Regions from separate parts of the Homo sapiens genome. Here region 2 is linked to region 1. Evidence: chromatin loops called from intact Hi-C (ENCODE). Cell type or tissue: OCI-LY7. All regions are shown on one strand. Links, peaks and the distances in the headings refer to the core of each region. The heading gives the core; the rest is flanking DNA.

Region 1 (11,025 bases), core at 2,502-7,501:
AGCATTAAGAAGAAAGTTTATTATGCTAAACACCTACATTAAGAATTTAAAAAGAGCTCACATTAACAATTTCACATTGCACCTAGAGGAACTAGAAGAACAAGAACAAAACGCCAAAACTGGCGAAGAAAAGAAATAACTAAAATCAGGGCAAAATCAAACAAAATTGAGATCCAAAAATGTATACAAAGGACTGATAAAACAAAAAATTGGTTCTTTGAAAGGATACACAAGATAGATAGACTGCTAGCTAGATTAACAAAGAAAAACAGAAGATTCAAATGAGCACAATCAGAAATGACAAAGATGACATTATGCGCCTGTGGTCCCAGCTACTCAGGAGGCTGAAGCAGGAGGATGGCTGGAGCCTGGGAAGTCGAGGCTGCAGTGAGCTGAGATTGTGCCACTGCACGGCAGCCTGGGTGAAGAGCAAGACACTGTCTCAAATAAATATTTTTTTACATAATCATAATCCTATTAAAGAGTGGGCAAAGGACATGAACAGACACTTCTCAAAAAAAGACATACAAGTAGCCAACAAACACATGAAAAAATGTTCATCATCACTAATCATCAGAGAAATGCAAATTAAAACCACAATGAGATACCATCTCACACCAGTCAGAATGGCTATTATTCAAAAAAGAAAAATAAGAGATGTTGGCCAGGGCTGCAGAGAAAAGAGAAGGCTTACACATTGTTCTTGGGAGTGTAAATTACTTCAGCCACTCTGGAAAGTGGTTTGGAGACTTCTCAAAACACTAAAAACAGAATTATCATTCAACCCAGCAATCCCATTACTGGGTATACACCCAGAGGAAAATAAATCATTCTACCAAAAAGACACATGCACCCATATGTTCACTGCAGCACTATTTACAATAGCAAAGCCATGGAATCAACCCAGGTGCCCATCAGTGGTGGACTGGATAAAGAAACTGTAGTACACATACACCATGGAATACTACACAGCAATAAGAAATGATTCTCCACATGGTCAGCTGGAGATCATTATCCTAAGCAAACTAATGCAGAAACAGAAAACCAAATGCTACATGTTCTCACTTATAAGTGGGAGCTGAACATTGGACACACTTGGACATAAAGATGGGAACAGTAGACACTCGGGACTAAAGAGAGGGGAGGGAGGAGGGCCAGGGTTAAAAAACCACCTATTGGGTACTAAGCTCACTACCTAGATGACAGATACAATCGTACTGCAAACCTCAGCATCACACAATAGACCTTTGTAACAAACTTGCACATCTACCCCCCACCACCAAATCTAAAATAAAGTTTGAAAAAGAAAAAATAAAAATAAAAAATTAGTTGCATTTCTATAATATATACTAACAACAAACAGCTTGAAAATGAAATTAAGAAAACATTCCCATTTACACTGGCATCAAAAAGAATAAAATACTTAAGAATAAGTTTAACGAAGGAGGTAAAAGATTTGTACAATAAGAACTATAAAACACAGATGAAAGAAATTGTAGAAGACACAAACAGAATAATTAATACCATTAAAATGCTCATGCTATACAAAGTGATCTGCAGATTCAGGCAATCCCTATGAAAATTTCAATGATGTATTTCACAGAAATTTTTTTAAAATCCTAAAATTTGTGTGGAGCCAAAAAAGACCCCAAATAGCTTAGGCAATCTTGAGAAAGAAGAATGAAGATGGAGGCATCACACTTCCTGATTTCAAAGTATATTACAAAGATATTGTAATTAAAACAGTATAGTACTTGTATAAAAAACAGACACATAGGCCGGGCATGGTGGCTCATGCCTGTAATCCCAGCACTTTGGAAGGCTGAGGCAGGTGGATCACCTGAGGTCTGAATTTCGAGACCAGCCTGGCCAACATGATGAAACCACATCTCTACTAAAAATACAAAAATTAGCCGAGCATGGTGGTGGGCACCTGTAATCCTAGCTACTTGGAAGGCTGAGGCACGAGAATCGCTTGAACCTGGGAGGCGGAGGTTGCAGTGAGTCAAGATTACTCCATTGCCCTCCAGCCTAGACAACAGAGTGAGATTCCGTCTCAAAAAAATAAATAAATAAATAAATAAAACAGGCCCATAGACCAATGGAACCCAATAGAAAGTTCAGAAATACACCCATATATACATGGTCAACTAGCCTTCAGCAAAGGCACCAAGAATACACAACGAGAAAATGATGGTATCTTCAATAAATCATGTTGGAAAAATGAAATATCCATATGCAACAAGAATGAAATTGGATCTTTATCTTACACAATACACAGAAATTAACTCAAAATAGATTAAAGAGTTAAAGGTAAGATCCAAAACTGTAAAATTCTAGAAGAAAAGAAGAGAAAAGCTCCATGTCATTGGTCTTGGCAAAGTTTTTTTGATATGACACCAAAAGCGCAGGCAGCAAAAGCAAAAATAGACAAGGGGATTTTCCACAAACTAAAACACTTCAGAGCGGCCAAGGAAATAATCAACAAAATGAAAAAGCAACCTACAGAATGGAGAAAATATTTGCAAGCCATATATCTGATAAGTGTTTTTTCTTTAGTTTTAATATCTTTTTTAAATATACTTAATTTAATTTTTGTGAGTACAGAGTAGGGGTATTTATGGTGTATGATAAGGATTAAATATCTAAAATATATAAAGAATTCATGCAACTCAATAGCAAAAAAAAAAAAAAAACACATAACCCAATTGAAAAATGGGCAAAGGACCTGAATAGACATTTTTCCAAAAAAGATATACAAATGGTTAAGGGGTTTATGAAAAGGTGCTCAACATTACTAAACATCGGGGAAATGCTAGTCAAAACCACAATGAGATATCATCTCACACCTGTTAGATGGCTATCACCAAAAGGTCAAAAGATAACAAGTGTTGGCAAGGATGTAAAGAAAAGAAAACACTTAAATGTTGTTGGTGGGAATGTAAATTCCTGCAGCCATTCTGAAAAACAGCGTGAAGGTTCTTCAAAAAATAAAAAATACGGGCGGGGCACGGTGGCTCAGGTCTGTAATCTCAGCACTTTGGGAGGCCAAGGCAGGAGTTTCAGACCAGCCTGACCAACACGGTGAAATGCCCATCTGTACTGAAAATATAAAAATTAGCCAGGCGTGGTGGCATGCACCTGTAGTCCCACCTACTCGGGAGGCTGAGGTAGGAGAACCATTTGAACTCGGAAGGCAGAGGTTGCAGAGAGCCGAGATCGCACCACTGCACTCCAGCCTGGGTGACAGAGCAAGACTCAGTCTCAAAAAAAAAAAAAAAAAAAAAAACTACCATAGGATCCATCAATTCCCACTACCGGGTATATATCCAAAGTAAATTAAGGACAGGCACAGTGGCTTAACCCTATAAATCCCAACACTTCTAGTTATACGGTATAGCCGTAAAAAGTGAAAGCATTACCTTGGATATTTGCATACCCATGTTTACAAGAGCATTCAGTGGCCATGCACAATGGCATGGTATTCAGCCATGAAAAGGGAATAAAATATTGATATGTGCTGCAGTGTAGATGGACCTTGAAAACACTGGGCTAAGTGAAAGTAGCCAGACATGGAAGGACAAATGTGTGATTCCACTGATCTGAGGTACCTAGAATAAGCAAATTCATAGAAACAGAGAATAGAATCGAGGTCACCAGGGGATGGGAGGAGGGGGAAGGAATGTGGTGTTATTTGTATAACGGGTAGAGAGTTTACATTGGGAATGACAAAAAAGTTTTGGAAATAGTGGTGACGTTTACACGAATGTATTGTGAATGTATTTAATACCACTGAATTGCACACTTACAAATGACTAAATGAGAAATTGATAATGCTAAATAGTCATATATATTAACAATGAAATGATAACTATTATGTATACTTTGCTACAATAAATAATAATAATAATGATAATGGGAGAGGACTCATGTTATTTGAATGTGGAGCTTCGTGTTAATTAGTCCAACTAAGCTATCACATGCTGCTCTCTGGAGCGTGGGGACAGACAATAGCGCTGAGCATAACTGGGGACAGAAAAATAAATTGGCGGGGGCAGGGAGGCTCAGCTTAGTTGAGAGTGGGATTTTGTAGAGAATGAATGTCATGACCAATATCAGAAGTTTCTCAGAGCCACAGTTGAGCTGCTTTTTCTGCTGGTTTCAGGTGACGGCAAAACAGTGGCACAGGTGTGGGCCTGAAGCCCGCATAATGGAGCTTTCCCCTCCTCCCTGGATTCAGCCACACCCAGGACGAATGAGGTTTGGCTGCAAAACTTAATAGTTTGGGGGGTTTGGGGGTTTTTGTTTTTTGTTTTTTGAGACCGAGTCTCACTCTGTGTCCCAGGCTGGAGTGCAGTGACATGATCTTGGCTCACTGCAACCTCCACCTCCCGGGTTCAAGCGATTCTCCTGCCTCCGCCTTCCCAGTAGCTGGGATTACAGGCCCCGCCACCATGTCCGGCTAATTTTTGTATTTTAGGAGAGATGGAGGTTTCACCATGTTGGCCAGGCTGGTCTCAAACTCCTGACCTCAAGTGATCCACCTGACTCGGCCTCCCAAAGTGCTGGGATTACAGGCGTGAGCCACCGCACCCGTCCAATTTAATGGTTTAAGAGAATATGAGGCCAGGCACAGTGGCTCACACCTGTAACCCCAGCACTTTGGGAGGCCAAGGCTAGTGGATCACTTGAGGTCAGGAGTTCAAGACCAGCCTGACCAACATGGTGAAACCCCATCTCTACTAAAAATACAAAAACTAGCCAGGCGTGGTGGTGCACACCTGTTATCCCAGCTACTTGGGCAACTGAAGCAGGAAAATCACTTGAACCCGGGAGGCGGAGGTTGCAGTGAGCCAAGATCATGCCACTGCACTCCAGCCTGGGTGACAAGAGCAAAACTCCGTCTCAAAAAAAAAAGAGAAAACAAAACAAAAGTGAGGAAATCAAGGGGAGGGAAATCACTGCCCCAGCTCAGGGTTCTTGCCCCGAGGAAGGAGCTGCACTGCCAGAGTCCCTTTCAGGCACCCTCCAGGAGGCCACCAACCCCCAGCTGCAGTGCCTGCATGACAAAAGTTCAAGTTCAAGGGCCTGGCTTCCCCTCTGTTCCCCGCCCCCACACCCCCACCCACCCCCAGCAACACAGACAGGAAGCAGGGCTCACTTCCTGCACCAGTGCACTTACAGGAAGTCAGCTGCTATCACAAGTGCAGCCACCTGAGAGCCCAGGCCCTTTCCCAGAACCCCACCCATACCTGGTGGGGCTGATGTCCAGCTAGGGTGCTACACTAAAGCCCTACACAGTACTGAAGCATTAACACGCTTTTAACCCAGTTAGGGAAAAGCCACTGCCCTGAGCCCGTTGAAAGAGCTCAGGAAATGCCACCCCAAAATATGCTGCTTTGGTGTGCCGATCACTTTGAGCTGAAGACACTTGAGAAAGACCAAAGGCAGAGAGACGTTTTCCCTGAACTCCCCCTGTCTGCCTAAAGACAGATCCCCAATCCCCTCCCAGGGAGTTTCGGGGAAATGAAAATCAAAACCACAGTGAGATACCATCTCACACCTGTTAGATGGCTAGCATCAAAAGGTGAAAAGGTAACAGGTCTTGGCAAGGATGTAGAGAAAACACATATATGTTGTTGGTAGGAATGTAAATTGGTGCTGCCATTCCGTAAAACAGTGTGAAGTTTCCTCAAAAAATTAAAAATAGGGATTAGGTGGGGGTGGCTGGCAAAATGGCCAAATAGGAACAGTTCCAGTCTGCAGCTCCCAGCAAGATCAACATGGAAGGCAGGTAATTTCTGCATTTCCAACTGAGGTACCTGGCTCATCTCATTGGGACTGGTTAGACAGTGGGTGCAGCCCACAGAGGGTGAGCCAAAGCAGGGTGGGGTGTCACTTCAACACCCAAGAGGTCAGGAAACTCCCTCCCCTAGCCAAGGGAAGACATGAGGGACTGTGCCATGAGAAACAGTGCACTCCAGCCCAGATACTACACTTTTCCCATGGTCTTTGCAACCTGCAGACCAGGAGATTCCCTCAGGTGCCTACACCACAAGGGCCCTGGGTTTCAAGCACAAAACTGAGCAGCCATTTGGGCAGACACCGAGCTAGCTGCAGGAGTTTGTCTTTCCATAACCCAGTGGCGCCTGGAATGCCAGTGAGACAGAACCATTCACTCCTCTGGAAAGGGGGCTGAAGCCAGGGAGCCAAGTGGTCTAGCTCAGCAGATCCCACCCCCATGGAGGCCAGCAAGCTAAGATTGACTGGCTTGAAATTCTTGCTGGCAGCACAGCCATCTGAAGTTGACCTGGGACACTTGAGCTTGGTGGGAGGAGGGGCGTCCACCATTACTAAGGCTTGAGTAGGTGGGTTTTCCCTCACAGTGTAAACAAAGCCACTGGGAAGTTCGGAATAGGTGGAGCCCACCACAGCTCAGCAAAGCTGTTGTAGCCAGACTGCCTCTCTAGATTGCTCCTCTCTGGGCAGGGCATCTCTGAAAGAAAGGCAGCAGCCCCAGTCAGAGGCTTATAGATAAAACTCTGACCTCCCTGGGATAGAGCACCTGGGGGAAGGGACGGCTGTGGGCGCAGCTTCAGCAGACTTAAACATTCCTGCCTACTGGCTCTGAAGAGACCAGCAGATCTCCCAGAACAGCACTCAAGCTCTGCTAAGGGACAGACAGCCTCCTCAAGTGAGTCCCTGACCCCTGTGCCTCCTGACTGGGAGATACCCCCCAGCAGGGGTCGACAGACACTTCATACAGGAGAGCTCTGGCTGGCATCTGGCAGGTGCCTCTCTGGGATGAAGCTTCCAGAGGAAGGAACAGGAAGCAATCTTTGCTGTTCTGCAGCCTCTGCTGGTGATACCCAGACAATCAGGGTCTGGAGTGGACCTCCAGCAAACTCCAGCAGACCTGCAGAAGAGGGACCTGACTGTTAGAAGGAAAACTAACAAACAGAATGCAATAGCATCAACATCAACACAAAGGACAACCACACAGAAACCCCATGCGAAGGTCACCAACATCAAAGACAAAAGGTAGATGAATCCACAAAGATGAGGAAAAACCAGCACAAAAAGGCTGAAAATTCCAAAAACCAGAATGCCTCTTCTCCTCCAAAGGATCACAACTCCTCACCAGCCAGGGCACAAAACTGGAAAAAGAAGGAGTATGACAAATTGACAGAAGTAGGCTCCAGAAGGTGAGTGATAACAAACTCCTCCAAGCTATAGGAGCATGTTCTAACCCAATCCAAGGAAGCTAAGAACCTTGAAAAAAGGTTAGAGGAATTGCTAACTACAATAACCAGAGAACATAAATGGCCTGATGGAGCTGAAAAACACAGCACGAGAACTTTGTGAAGCATACACAAGTATCAACAGCCAAATCGATGAAGTGGAAGAGAGGATATCAGAGATTGAAGATCAACTTAATGAAATAAAGTGTGAAGACAAGATTAGAGAAAAAAGAATGAAAAGAAATATGGGACTATGTGAAAAGACCAAATCTACATTTGATTAGTGTACCTGAAAGTGACAGGGAGAATGGAACCAAGTTGGAAAACACTCTTCAAGATATTATCCAGAAGAACTTCCCCCAACCTAGCAAGACAGGCCAACATTCAAATCCAGGAAATACAGAGAATACCACAAAAATACTCCTCGAGAAGAGCAACCCCAAGACCCATAATCGTCAGATTCACCAACGTTGAAATAAAGGAAAAAATGTTAAGGGCAGTCAGAGAGAAAGATCAGGTTACCCGCAAAGAGAAGCCCATCAGACTAACAACGGATCTCTCTGCAGAAACCCTACAAGCCAGGATAGAGTGGGGGGCATTATTCAACATTCTTAAAGAAAATAATTTTCAACCCAGAATCTCATATCCAGCCAAATTAAGCTTCATAAGTGAAGGAGAAATAAAATCCTTTACAGACAAGCAAATGCTGAGATATTTTGTCACGACCTGGCCAGCCTTACAAGAGCTCCTGAAGGAAGCACTAAATATGGAAAGAAAAAACCGGTACCAGCTACTGCAAAAACATACTAAATTGTAAAGACCATTGACACTATGAAGAAACTGCATCAACTAACAGGCAAAATAACCAGCTAGCATCACAATGAAAGAATCAAATTCACACATAACAATATTAACCTTAAATGTAAATGGGCTAAATGCCCCAATTAAAAGATACAGACTGGCAAATTGGATAGAGAGTCAAGACCCATTGGTGTGCTATATTCAGGAGACCCATCTCATGTGCAGAGACACACATAGGCTCTACATAAAGGGATGAAGGAATATCTACCAAGCAAATGGAAAGCAAAAAAAAAAGCAGGGGTTGCAATCCTAGTCTCTGATAAAACAAACTTTAAACCAACAAAGATCAAAAAAGACAAAGAAGGGCACTACATAATGGTAAAGGGATCAATGCAACAAGAAGAGCTAGCTATCCTAAACATATATGCACCCAAAACAGGAGCACCCAGAATCATAAAGCAAGTTCTTAGAGACCTACAAAGAGACTTAGACTCCCACACAATGACAGTGGGAGATTTTAACACCCCACTGTCAATATTAGACAGATTGACAAGACAGAAAATTAACAAGGATATTCAGGACTTGAACACAGCTCTGGACCAAGTGGACCTAATAGACATCTACAGAACTCTCCACCCCAAATCAACAGAATATACATTCTTCTCAGCACCACATCACACTTATTCTAAAATTGACCACATAATTGGAAGTAAAACACTCCTCAGCAACTGCAAAAGAACGGAAATCATAACAAACAGTCTCTCAGACCACAGTGGAATCAAATTAGAACTCAGGATTAAGAAACTCACTGAAAACTGCACAACTACATGGAAACTGGACAACCTGCTCCTGAATGACTACTCAGTAAATAACGAAATTAAAGCAGAAATAAATAAGTTCTTAATGAGAACTTATAAATAAATAAATGAGAACAAAGACACAATGCACCATAATCTCTGGGACACAGCTAAAGCAGTATTTAGAGGGAAATGTATACCATTAAATGCCCACAGGAGAAAGCAGGAAAGATCAAAAACTGATACCCTAACATCACAATTAAAAGAACTAGAGAAGCAAGAGCAAACAAATTCAAAAGCTAGCAGAAGACAAGATATAACTAAGATCACAGCAGAACTGAAGGAGATACAGACACGAAAAATCCTTCAAAAAATCAGTGAATCCAGGAGCTGGTTTTTTGAAAAGATCAACAAAACAGACCACAAGCCAGACTTATAAAGAAGAAAACAGAGAAGAATCAAATAGACACAATAAAAAACGATAAACGGGATATCATCACCGATCCCACAGAAATACAAACTACCATCAGAGAATACTATAGACATCTCTACACAAATATAATAGAAAATCGAGAAGAAATGGATAAATTCCTGGACACATACACTCTCCCAGGACTAAACCAGGAAGAAGTCGAATCCCTGAATAGACCAATAACAGGTTCTGAAATTGAGGCAGTAATTAATAGGCTACCAACCAAAAAAAGCCCAGGACCAGATGGATTCACAGTCAAATTCTACCAGAGATACAAAGAGGAGCTGGTACCACTATTTCTGAAGCTATTCCAAACAATAGAAAAAGAGGGACTCCTCCCCAACTCATTTTATGAGGGCAGCATCATCCTGATACCAAAACCTGGCAGCGACACAACAACAACAACAACAAAAAAGGAAATTTCAGGCCAATATCCCTGGTGAACATCGATGCAAAAATCCTCAATAAAATACTGGCACACCGAATCCAGCAGCACATCAAAAAGTTTATCCACCACAGTCAAGTTGGCTTCATCCCTGGGATGCAAGTCTGGTTCAATATACACAAATCAATAAACGTAATCCATCACATAAACAGAACCAATGACAAAAACCACATGACTATCTCAATAGATGCAGAAAAGCCCTTCAATAAAATTTAACACCACTTCATGCTAAAAACTCTCAATAAAATAGATATCAATGGGACGTATCTCAAAACAATAAGAGTGTCATAAACAATATTTATGACAAACCCACAGCCAATATCATACTGAATGGGCAAAAGCTGGAAGCATTGCCTTTGAAAACCAGTCTAAGACAAGCATGCCCTCTCTCACCACTCCTATTCAACATAGTATTGGAAGTTCTGGCCAGGGAAATCAGACAAGAGAAAGAAATGAAGGGTACTCAGCCAGGCGCGGTGGCTCATGCCTGTAATCCCAGCACTTTGGGAGGCCGAGGCAGGCGGATCACCTGAGGTCGGGAGTTTGAGACCAGCCTGACCAACATGGAGAAACCCTGTCTGTACTAAAAAAAATACAAAATTAGCCAGGCATGGTGGTGCATGCCTGGAATCCCAGCTACTCGGGAGGCTGAGGCAGGGGAATCACTTGAACCCAGGAGGCAGAGGTTGCAGTGAGCCGAGATCGCGCCATTGCACTCCAGCCTGGGGAACAAGAGTGAAACTCCGTCTCAAAAAAAAAAAGAAAGAAAGAAAGGGTATTCAAATAAGAAGAGAGGAAGTCAAATTGTCTCTGCAAATGACATGATTGTATATTTAGAAAACCCCATCATCTCAGCCCAAAATCTCCTTAAGCTGATAAGCAACTTCAGCAAAGTCTCAGGATACAAAATCAATGTGCAAAAATCACAAGCATTCCTACACACCAATAATAGACAAACAGAGAGCCAAATTATGAGTGAACTCCCATTCACGATTGCTACAAAAAGAATAAAATACCTAGGAATCCAACTTACAAGGGATGTGAAGGACCTTTTCAAGGAGAATTACAAACCACTTCTCAATGAAATAAAAGAAGACACAAACAAATGGAAGAACATTCCATGCTCATGGGTAGGAAGAATCAATATCATGAAAATGGCCATACTGCCCAAAGTAATTTATAGATTCAATGCTATCCCCATCCAGCTACCATTGACTTTCTTCACAGAATTAGAAAAAACTACTTTAAATCTCATGTGGAACCATAAAA
Region 2 (5,000 bases), core at 1-5,000, 130 kb before region 1:
TGATCAAAGCCAAAGGGTGGCCTAGTGGTGGGACTATTTCTCCCCCTCCTCCACAAGCTTCTCTTGTTCAGTTTTGCTTTTAAAGAATTCCCTGCTGATTCCTAAGACTCAGACTAAGACTGTTAAGGAATTTTATTTTTTTCTGCAGGTTTCAGCAGTAGTGACTTTTCAGACCTGAGTAATGGAGAAGAGCTTCAGGAAACCTGCAGCTCATCCCTAAGAAGAGGGTCAGGTAAAGAAGATTAGGATGCCAAGACTTGGCCTGCAGAATGTCAGGAATGTGAATTAAAAGCTGCTGTTTCCAGACGCTTTTTATTCTGAGCACCTTCACTACCTTGTATCCAGTTCATCTGGGAACTCCTTTTTGCATTTTAGAAAATGGAAAGAGGCAGGAAATTATGATAAACTCATGTTTAACAGAAAGAGTTTCACTGACTAAATGTATGTAATTATATTTTGTTGTTGTAGAAGAAATAAATAGCAAATTTGTGGTATTCTTTTTTTTAAACCTGCTCTCATTCCTATTAACACTAAGATCTTAGATTTTTATAGTGATAAATGGGTTGACATCATTGTCATTTGTAATTGTAAAGCCTCAAAAGACAACTGTTCCTACTATGTAATTATAGACAGAAATAAAAACTTCAGATCAAACACTCTCAAACGTTAGTATAGTTTTTGGTAGATGTCCTTCATCATGTAATTGGATTATATTGTGTTATTTCAATGTCTTTTGGCAAATAATATCTTATTTTGTCATCACAAAATTTTTAAGACATAGGCAGGCTAACTATACCCATTTTGGGGTGAGGAAATAGATGTACAGAAGTATTAGGGCCAAAAAACTAAAGAAACAATAGAAACTAGCAACCCAGGTGTCTCACGGTGGGTGACTGTTGTATGTAACAGACAGGAGGATAAGAGCTGTGTCATTTAAGTCAAAGTCCAAAGAAGATGCGCAAGGAACTCAGAATATTCACAGGAGACTATACCAGTGCCTGATGCAAGAAAGCTTATTTAACAACCACTGTGTGTGTGTGTGTGTGTACACATGCATATATTTGTTACATATAACATGTATACATACATAAACACACACATATGTGTGTGTATATATGTATATTGGTTAATACATATAATCTTTAGGGGGAGGGAAAAATAAAAATCGCAAACAGACAGAGATAATAGGAATGGAACCAGCTATATAATATACAAAATACCTAGAAAGACAGAAGCAAAATAGATAAACATAGAAATAAAGGAGAACAGAACATCATTGATGGAAACAGAAAAAGCAACACAGGAGACAAGATAAATCAAAGGGAGATGAGCTCACCGAATCAAAGAGACAGAGACAAAAATGTATAGCAGCAGGGCAATGGGCAGAAAAATGAGAAGTGAGAAGGAGAACGAAGTGTGGCCAGATAGAGTAGGGCTATGAGGTGTACTCATTGATATAGGTGTATTTTTTTGTCAGTCCGTTTAAGCTCTGAAAATAGTTCAGCATGACCACATTGAGACAGGTTCCCTGGTTTCCTCGTCACTGTCTATAGTCTATTATTTCCTTGTTTGTCTTCATTGTCCTGTGAATTTAGAGCTCCTCCAATGAATACACAAAGAGAGTCAGAAGAGATGCAGCCCATTAGCTTGTGATGGAGAAGCCGATTATGATGTTCAGTTCATTATTAATTATCTTTTTTTTCCTACTTGCATGGAGGAAAAGTTCTTTTTTCTTTTCCTTACCTCTCCCCCAAAACATATGCACACACACATACACACCACACACACAAAGACTTGTGCACAGACTCGGGCTGCTTGCGACAGGTTTGAGGGAGCGAAAAGAAAAAGAAGAGCTGGGCTCCTGAATGGAGGGAGGAGACACTGAGTGGATAAAGTAAGGAGAAAGAATGGAGAAAGGTAGGCTAGAGTCACCAAATGAAAAGATATAAGAGTCAGCTTCAAGTTTTTCTAAGTGGACAAGGAATTCAAATATTCCAGGTAGGGGAATTTTGTGGGGGAGGGAGGGATAATTTTCAACACACTTCTCAGAAATTGTACCAGAAACGTGAAAATAAAGTTGCTGATTGATTGACAGCCTTGCAAGGTAGAAAGCTCATAAAGAACAGACAAAGGTAATAGAGATGGCTATGTGGTCAGTGTCCTAACAGCAGGCATTTGGTGATGAAAGTAATAACCTGTGAGATAAAGATGAATATAGATGAAGAAAATGTGGATAAAGACAAAGATTGAAATTGCAAAAAGAGTCAAGATCAAGATAAGGGCCAGGCGCAGTGACTCATGCCTGTAATCCCAGCACTTTGGGAGGCCGAGGTGGGCGGATCACGAGGTCAGGAGATCAAGACCATCCTGGCTAAAACGGTGAAACCCCATCTCTACTAAAAACAAAAAAAATTAGCCAGGCATGGTGGCAGGCAGCTGTAGCTCCAGCTACTCAGGAGGCTGAGGCAGGAGAATGGCGTGAACCTTGGAGGCAGGTCTTGCAGTGAACCAAGATCGCACCACTGCACTCCAGCCTGGGCGATCGAGCAAGACTCCGTCTCAAAAAAAAAAAAAAAAAAAAAAAAAGTCAAGACAAGATTCAGAGAAACAAGCTAGAAGAGAGAATAGAAGGAGGAAGTGATAGTAGAAAGAAGTTCACCTCAATAATAAAACTAGATCTAAAGATATAAACAGAAAAACAGGTGGAATGAGATACATTCAAAGGGTGATGAGTGGTGTAAAAAATTAGGTACAACAAGAAGTATGTAGAGAAAGAATTAAAAGATGAGAGAAAAATGGAGGCAAGAAGGGGGAAGTGTAAATGGGAGAGAAGAGAATGATGGAGAAATTGTAGGATCTGAAATGACCATGAGATAAAAGCAACTTTAGCACAAGGCATGATTCACAATAGCAGTAAGTTTTCAGAATAAGGTGTCCCCTGGCCCCTCTGACTCACCCAGATTAAAAAAGGCCTCACCCAGGCATTTCATCCACTCCTGTGATTTCAGTCACCACCCACAACCTCATGATTCCTACATGTGTATCTCCAGCCAGCCCTGTCTTCTAAACTCATTCATCCAAGTGTCAGAAGGCTCCTGTTGGAGATTCTGAAGGCCTTAGACTTCACCACTTGGATGTTACTCAAGACCTTCAAACTTAACACCTCCAAAACTGAGCACATCATCTTTTTCCCTAAAACCAGCCTTTGCTCCTCCAGTGTTCTTCATCACTGAAACAAACTATTAATTGACCCTTTATTTCAAGATGAAATTCTCAGGGTTATTTATGAACAGAAGGGAAAAATACAGTGAGGAACCACAAAAGAAAAAGAGATTTCAGATGTAGAGCCCATCCCTTAATTTAGCTGTGGGGAGTGGGCAGTCACTAATGTTGGGGGGAAGGAGAATCTTTGAAGGGGAGTGGGCACAAATAAAAATGTTTACAAATCACAATTTAGGATCACAGCCACAAGAACCTGAAAATAAGAAGTGCTCCTGTGTCATGTGTTTTCCAAAAGGTGTGCCAAGAAGCCAAGAAGCAAGGACTGAAAGTAGTCAAGCATCTGACATGATGGGTAAGGCTACCCTAGGGTCTTGGGATGGAAGTGGCTCAGTGGATATCACAGACACTGGGTAGGGATGTGGGAAGTGATCAGAGTTGAAGCAAAGCATGAAACAGCCTCTGGATCACCAACAGGAAGTGGGCCCACAGGCCCCAAGCTTCAGAATTTCAAAAGTCTGAAATCATAGTCCCGGTTTCCTGCTGCACTTGACTGTGAGCAGACTGTGACAAAGAACAGGTTTGGTGCCGCCAGAATCCTGTTCTCTACATTTGCTTAACCCGACCCTTTTGGGAACTGCAGGGAGGCAAGAGATCATTATAAAGCCATATTTAACAGAATGGGCTCTCTTGGTTAGGTGGTAAAAAAATACACTGGTAAACATAGTAGTATCTCACTATATTAGCATATCAATAGTAAAGTGTTGAATTTATAAAGCGAGTTCCATCCTTGTTCTTGAAAAAAAAAAAAAGAAAACATGTTCTTCCACTCACAGGTAATAGTGTCATTTTGTCACAACTTTGGAAAGGCCTAAAAAGACAAATAGTCCTGCTACCTGTCAGGAAAGAAAAATCAGATACCTACTCTTATGCTAAAAATACATTGTTTTGAAAGATATCCTCTGGACTGTTATTGATTTATATAGTGATTTCCTATTAACTCTTGCAAGTAAGATATTTAATATTCATAAAAATTTTAAAGCTGAACAGGATAACCGTTGCTGTCCCTGTTTCATAAATGAGGAAATTGGTGCATAAAAGTAATGAAGAGCTGTTTCAAAGTCTCAGAGAACTAGACGAAGACCTTAGACATCAATTCAGTGTCTGTTTCCTTTGGAAGGAAGACAGATAAATTATACTCAGAATATTGTTATAAACGCAAGCCTTCCATGCAGTGTGAATTGTCATAAGATTTATAAATTTTACTTATAAATTACAGTTCTCTGACCACTACCTGTCACTTTCTAGATACCATGGATGTTGAAAACAATTCTACTTTGGAAAAACACAGTGGGAAAAGAAGTAAGAACAAATAAGAATTTACTTAATTTTTATGTTACAAATGAACTATTTTTTAATGCTAAGGTTTATTATCATCATTTTCTTTTTTCAACTTTTATTATAGATTAAAGGGTGCATTTGCAGGTTTGTTACATGGGTAAATTGTGTGATGCTGAGGCTTGGTGTCCCAAAAATCCCATCACCCAGGCAGTAAGCATAGTACCCAACAGATGGTTCTTCAGCCCATGCCACCCTCTCCCCCTGCCCCATCTAGTGGTCCCCAGTGTCTCTTGTTCTCATCTTCACATTTATGTGTATTCGATGTTTAGCTTCCACTTGTAAGTAAGAACATGCAGTATTTGGTTTTCTGTTCTTGCATTAAGTTGCTTAGGATAATGGCCTCCGCTCCATCCATGTTGCTGCGAAGGGTGTGATTTCAT

Evidence for each region. Peaks named below come from ENCODE experiments on the same cell type or tissue, not always from the same donor. Only the 100,000 strongest peaks of a DNase experiment are listed, where the experiment ranks them.
Region 2: it touches region 1 in a loop (4-fold over the local background); 9 of 110 quality-filtered maps call a loop at or near these places.

Annotation. Positions count from the first base shown.
Region 1 is chr2:230,597,622-230,608,646 of GRCh38, forward strand. No RefSeq gene overlaps it. Among named protein-coding and RNA genes, the nearest start is that of LINC01907, 97 kb to the right of the region's middle. RefSeq lists an enhancer at 4,819-4,948 and a silencer at 5,089-5,168. In OCI-LY7, for the core only: no CTCF peak of the experiment used is centred there; DNase peaks (open chromatin) are centred at 2,898, 3,500, 4,130 and 5,130; H3K4me3 peaks cover 2,596 bases; H3K27ac peaks cover 3,552 bases.
Region 2 is chr2:230,469,867-230,474,866 of GRCh38, forward strand. SP100 (SP100 nuclear antigen) reads left to right here. Exons shown (of 29, transcript NM_001080391.2): 15 at 149-232; 16 at 3,458-3,574; 17 at 4,528-4,581. All of the region lies in intron 3 of LOC101928816 (a long non-coding RNA gene), which reads right to left. Among named protein-coding and RNA genes, the nearest start is that of SP100, 56 kb to the left of the region's middle. In OCI-LY7, for the core only: no CTCF peak of the experiment used is centred there; DNase peaks (open chromatin) are centred at 1,435, 2,575, 3,045 and 3,745; H3K4me3 peaks cover 1,257 bases; H3K27ac peaks cover 3,192 bases.